2 separate regions of the Homo sapiens genome follow, and region 1 is linked to region 2. Evidence: read pairs that join two places in POLR2A ChIA-PET (ENCODE). Cell type or tissue: MCF 10A. All regions are shown on one strand. Each heading gives the region's core, and the rest is flanking DNA. Links, peaks and the distances in the headings are about the cores only. Region 1 holds the start of LOC124904550 (a long non-coding RNA gene). Region 2 holds the start of LOC124904549 (a long non-coding RNA gene).

Region 1 (2,910 bases), core at 124-2,623, 230 kb before region 2:
TACAAAAAAATTAAAAATTATCCAGACATGGTGGCATGTACCTCTAGTTCCAGCTACTCAGGAGGCTGAGGTAGGAGGCTCACTTGAACCCAGAAATGGGAGGTAACAGTGAGGCATGATAGTGCCACCGCACTCCAGCCTTGGTGATAGAGCAAGACCTTGTCTCTAAAAAAAGAAAAGTAAAGAAAGAACCCAGAATGGAAACCTCCTTCCTTTCCCCCAAATAATTCTGAAGGTTCTTCTCCTTCCAAATGCCCACATCTCACCAATGCCCACATCTCACCAATATGCACACTCTCCCGCACACTTGCAGATCCTCTTGTCTGCCATGGGGCTCAGAATTAGATAGGGGTAAAAAGCCGGTGAGGGGAGAGAAGGGAGGGAGCAGAAAAGCCAGGAGAGAAAGACGCTCCGCAAAATATAGGACTCAAAACCCTTCAGCGGGAGGAGGGGAAGCCCTGGTGCCTCCCCTGCTGGCTTCCCCTCTCTCATGCTTAGAATTTGCTTCCTTCCAGGTTCAGAACCAGGACCTTCTGCCTTGGCCTCCTACCTGCATGAGTGGCTGGCCACTCTTAGCATCCACTGCCCACCCTCTGTGGCCACAGGTAAGTGTGTACATGTTCCCTGCTGCCCCAAAGCTGGGAGTTGCTTCATGTGCAGGACTAGAACAGGGACCAGCACACAACAGATTCCTATTTAATGTGCTATCTGGGGCTCTTCAGAAACTCCCCCCTTGTGAAGCTGTTAGCACAGCCTGGGATTTTATATCAGGAGAATAAACCAGGAAAGAACACAGACAGAGAATTCTTCAGTCACCACCAGAGAATGCTCTCTAGTGAACCAAAAAACTTGTCCTCAGCTCAGGACACACGAATTCAGGGCTCGCACCTGAGGCTTCTAAAGCAGGTCTACCCCAGACCCTTGATCCTCCCTGGTGCTTTTGAGGAAAACTGGGAGAAACCCTGGCCAGGACTCTCAGCTGCCAACTGCCTGATTCTCGTGAGTGAAGTAGTAATGAGAGCAGTAATCCACAAATATGACACCTGGCTGTGAGGGAGAAGCAAAGGCTGTCTGCTCGGTAGAAAATGCCCCCATTTCCCGATTCTAGACCTGGCCCAGCCTTGGCTCCCTTACCTTGTCAATAAAGCGGCTTCATTTCCTGTCTTATTCTGGCTGCTGGGAGAAGACCTTCTGGAGTCATTTACCTATTGGGTCCCTTCTCCGAGAACTCAGTCCCCGCGCAGGTGCAGTTGGCACGCGCTCTGTCTCAGCCCTGAGCCCTAAGGCACTGGATGTCTTGGATAGACAAGAAGTACGGGTTATTTGGGGTAGACAGGAAGTGTGAGTGAGTTGGGTAAGCAGGCTGGGGGAGGGTGGGAAAAAAGGTGTCATATTTGTGGATTACTGCTCTCATCCATAAAAGAAACCCCCTGCCTTATATTCTATGGTGAAATTGCAACAAAAATACCTGTGACTCCAAACGTGCGCAGTTTTTTCTCCTTTCCTTCTCTGCACCTTCCTCAGACACAGTTTACCTGTGACTTCCACTTTGTGATCTCATAGACTTCAGAGATTTCCACACAAGCCACATATCTTACAGTTCAAAATCCTGATCATACATAGCTTCAACTCACATTTTTTTCTCCTAGACTTGAAGTGTTCACAGCATCAGTTTCTATCTTATGTAGGAAAAAAAAACCTGTCCCATAAAAGCAATATCAGGCTAGTGAGGGAACGAGAAATATATAAACATATGTCTCTCACTCCCTCACTCCAAAATCAATACACATATTTTTTTAAAAAAAAAGCACTTCTATATTTGAGATATTTTCAGCTTTCTTTCATTGTCTTAAACATCTGTTAGGTTGTCTTTCTGCAGACAGTCGCTAAATAATATGGTTTATTTTGGGTAACTGATTATAGGAAACCATCCCATATAGCCACAAAATAACATTTTTAATCACATCTTCTTTTCAACTTTAAAGAACCAAATGATTTCCTTATCTTGACATGATTTATCATTTGAGCATAAGCCCGGGACCTAGGAGGATATTATCTATAGCTCCTTCACATGAAAGGTTCTTATCAAGCAAGCAAAGTTTACAATCACAGCCAGAGAATAGAAGAAAAACAAATGGTATGGTCAATAGTTCTCTATGGCAGATTTTTTTCAGACGGTCTTATCTAGTGAACCTCTTTCCAAAAAGCTCACAGACGATGTGATTTTCCATTAACTGCAGAGATAGGGTAGGTGATGTGGATAATATTTTGAATTTTTCTCTTTTCACTGGCTATCAGCTAAGACTCCTATTTTATTTCTTTTTGGGCATTAGTTGGGGTTTTTCCCTCATGAGCTCAAAGCCTTTGTTGCTAAAGATTTTCTCTCACGACAGATTGTTTTGATCAGAAGCTTAAAAACCATAAGGAAAAGACCACTTCTCTCCATTCTCTCGTGCTCTCTTGGGATTGGGTAACTTGTGTGGCCCAGTTGGAGGTGCCTCCCCAGGTTCACTTTGCTACCAAAAAAATCCCCAGCACCTCCTTCCCCAATCATTTTTTTTCCTTTGAGATGGGTGTCTTGCTGTTGCCCAGGCTGGTCTCAAGCGCCTGGGCTTAAGTGATCCTCCTGCCTCAAACTCCAAAGTAGCTGGGATTACAGGGACGGACGCGGCAGCCTTACCCAATCTCATTGATGGCTGTTCTTGCTTCCTACTTACTTCACTTCAGGTGACTAACCATCCTGGTTGCCCAGGACTGATGGTTTCCTGGGACATAGGACCCTTAGTGCTGGGAAAGTCCCAGGTGCCACAAAAGGGTGGTAATGCTGAAACTCTGTCCTTCAACCTGAAGGATGTTATGCCAAGTGGACTGAGCCAGGCACAGAAATGTAAAATACTGCATGATCTCATT
Region 2 (2,910 bases), core at 241-2,740:
TGCTACCTGAAGACAGAGGTACAACCCACTTAGGAACTGCCCATCTGCTGAGCTGGGGAACGGGAACCCCTTCATATCCATTGACTCTCTGCAGCGGACTCCTCCTCTGTGCCCCATCACCTGCCCATTTGCTGGAAGCCATACCCCCTTACACGTGCTCAAAGATTTGTGATCCCATGAACATGGAATAAATAAAAACGCCATCCTTATTCTATGTTTGTATGCTTCTTTGGGAAACTTTCTGATAATAGCTTAAATACAAGATTTTTAAGAGGCAGGAAATTATGAAGAACAGAATATCTGCTTTTCAAAATCTACCTAAAGCAATGTGAAAATCATTGCAGATTAAGTTGAAGAAATTTTCTGCCCAGCTTAATAAACAAGGTCAAAAATGTAAAGTTATAACAAGGAAGGAAGTGTAGCATTGGCTCTATCATTAAATCACAGATCTGAGTATTTATGACTAAGATTAATCCTTGGCCATTCAAAGCTACTTATACACACACACACACACACACACACACACACACACACAGCCCATAAAGTATGGTAAAAACTGGAATTCTAAAAAGTAAGACAGCAATGACAAGCAAAGACCAAAATAGCTAAATTTGCCACAAACGCATCTAATAAAAGACATTCTACTGAATAGAAAGATGAATGAATAGGGAAGTGTTTTTAGCTAGAGAAGTGTCAACTTGTGATTAAATAACTGAAAGGATATAGGGCTGCATATCCCTTCATCCACTGGGTACCCACCCATTTGCTCTCAGCAGAACTAACCAGTGACAAACTGCGTCCACAGATCAACACAGAATGGAGTGCTTCATACGGATGCATACCTAAGCCAGTATGTTCTCAGGCCATCTTGCTCACTAGCAGCTAGTTTTGATGAAGGTGTTTGTAGGTGTGACACCAAGGATATTAAGTCTGGTGCAAGAAATTCTATCACCGGGAAGCAGAAAGGACTAAATTGAGTTCAACCATGTGTATATGGTTAGAAGTTGAAAGGAAATAATCTAAAGTCCTGTTTGCTTTGTTACTGTACTGCCCATTACTAGGTAGAGTTGCTAGATAAAGAAATTCAGAGGTGGATTTAGGACGCTTGGTATTGAAAAAGCTCGTAGGAAAACGAGCCAGTCAACTGTTTTCCTTCACCAGGGCCACACAGAGCTGGATTTACACTCACTTGAAACTGCATTTTCTTTGGCTTCCTCGTGTGCATGTCTGAACTTAATTGTTAGTGGTTGGATTTAGCAATTAAAAATACTGAATTGCGGCCGGATGCGGTGGCCCAAGCCTGTAATCCCAGCACTTTGGGAGGCCAAGGCGGGCGGATCACTTGAGGTCAGGAGTTCTAGACCAGCCTGGCAAACATGGCAAAACCCTCTCTCTACTAAAAATACAAAAAAATTAGCTGGGCGTGCTGGCGGGCACCTGTAATCCCAGCTACTCAGGAGGCTGAGGCAGGAGAACCGTTTGAACCCAGGAGGTGGAGGCTGCAGTGAGCTGAGATCACACCATTGCACTCCAGCCAAGGCATCAAAAAAAAAAAAAAAAAAAAAAGAAAAAAGAAAAAAAATACTGAATTGCTTACTGAAAACTAGAGCGAAAACATTTCATACCTGATAATCTCAGAGATCTGAGGTGCTCTGTGCTATAAATAACGGCAGCATCTATTTGTTGCCATCTTCTGAGGCATGAAAAACTACCCTTTAAAGACTCTCTTTTATAAAATAACTTTGCCTTGCTTCATCTGCAAGATGAAAAGGATATGAATGAGATCTTCATCATGACTGTGGATTGCTGTGTGAAGTTGATCTTCCAAGTACAATAGCTTCTTGCCTATGTCTTCACACTTTTCTCCAAGTTCTGCAGAAAGGATGTAAGATTCCTGGCGAGAGGGGGAAAACAAGATCACTTGTTAGTGCCGTGGACACAGACAGAACACAAAGGGAAGCTTCCTGGAAAGAGCTCTCCCAGTTTCTGCACCTCAGTCAGAATTGTGCTAGGGCCTGTGTCTCCCCTGGGTATCAAACTTGAGAAGTTGTGAACTGATTTCAAGTTATGACCAAAGAATGAGCTTTGTCTATGCAGTTCCACAGGCCACCTCCCTTGTCTGGTCATTTCAAAGTGCTGCTTCCAGTATGTCAAGTCCCGAAGTGGATTTATCAAACAGAAACCCTGAATCTTCCAGCTGTATCAATGGGCAAATTCAAAATTTAATAGGGATTCTAAAAAAAGTGGGGAGAGGGGTCACAGGAGCAACTGGGCTAACCTGTAAGGACAAAGGGAATATTCCTTTAAGGACACAGGAATTGACTAGGGCACTGAACATTTGTTTACACACTGACCACAGTCCCTGAATGCTAGAATTTAAGTGCCATGAGGTGTATACTGCATATAGAGCCGCCGCTACCACCACCATACATGGGAGCTTAAGCCGCATAAGAGCAGGATGATGCAGCACTTTGGGAGGCCGAAGCGGGCGGATCACGAGGTCAGGAGATCAAGACCATCCTGGCTAACACGGTGAAACCCTGTCTTTACTAAGAATACAAAAAATTAGCCGGGCGTAGTGGCGGGCGCCTGTAGTCCCAGCTACTTGGGAGGCTGAGGCAGGAGAATGGCGTGAACCCAGGAGGCGGAGCTTGCAGTGAGCCGAGATTGCACCACTGCACTCCAGCCTGGGCGACAGAGCGAGACTCCGTCTCAAAAAAAAAAAAAAAAAGAGCAGGATGATGATGTCTTTTTGCTGCTATCCCTAGAGCCCCTGGCATAGTATCTGGCACATGACAGGCACGTAGTATTGATCGATTTGATGAATGAACAATTAAGTCTTAGAGCTCCTTCCTTCTCTCACTTTTTCCCTTCAAACTTATTTCTATGAGCCAGAAAAGGGCCTTCTTT

Evidence for each region. Peaks named below come from ENCODE experiments on the same cell type or tissue, not always from the same donor. Only the 100,000 strongest peaks of a DNase experiment are listed, where the experiment ranks them.
Region 1: POLR2A ChIA-PET joins it to region 2 with 5 read pairs; 2 of 35 experiments call an interaction of 5 or more read pairs at or near these places.

The regions. Positions count from the first base shown.
Region 1 is chr1:232,259,429-232,262,338 of GRCh38, reverse strand. It overlaps LOC124904550 (a long non-coding RNA gene), which reads right to left and starts at 1,307. Exons shown (of 2, transcript XR_007066942.1): 1 at 1,135-1,307. In MCF 10A, for the core only: no CTCF peak of the experiment used is centred there; a DNase peak (open chromatin) is centred at 1,298.
Region 2 is chr1:232,025,419-232,028,328 of GRCh38, reverse strand. DISC1 (DISC1 scaffold protein) reads right to left here. Exons shown (of 13, transcript NM_018662.3): 12 at 1,777-1,894. TSNAX-DISC1 (TSNAX-DISC1 readthrough (NMD candidate)) reads right to left here. Exons shown (of 16, transcript NR_028393.1): 15 at 1,777-1,894. LOC124904549 (a long non-coding RNA gene) reads right to left here and starts at 1,763. Exons shown (of 2, transcript XR_007066941.1): 1 at 1-1,763. In MCF 10A, for the core only: no CTCF peak of the experiment used is centred there; no DNase peak of the experiment used is centred there.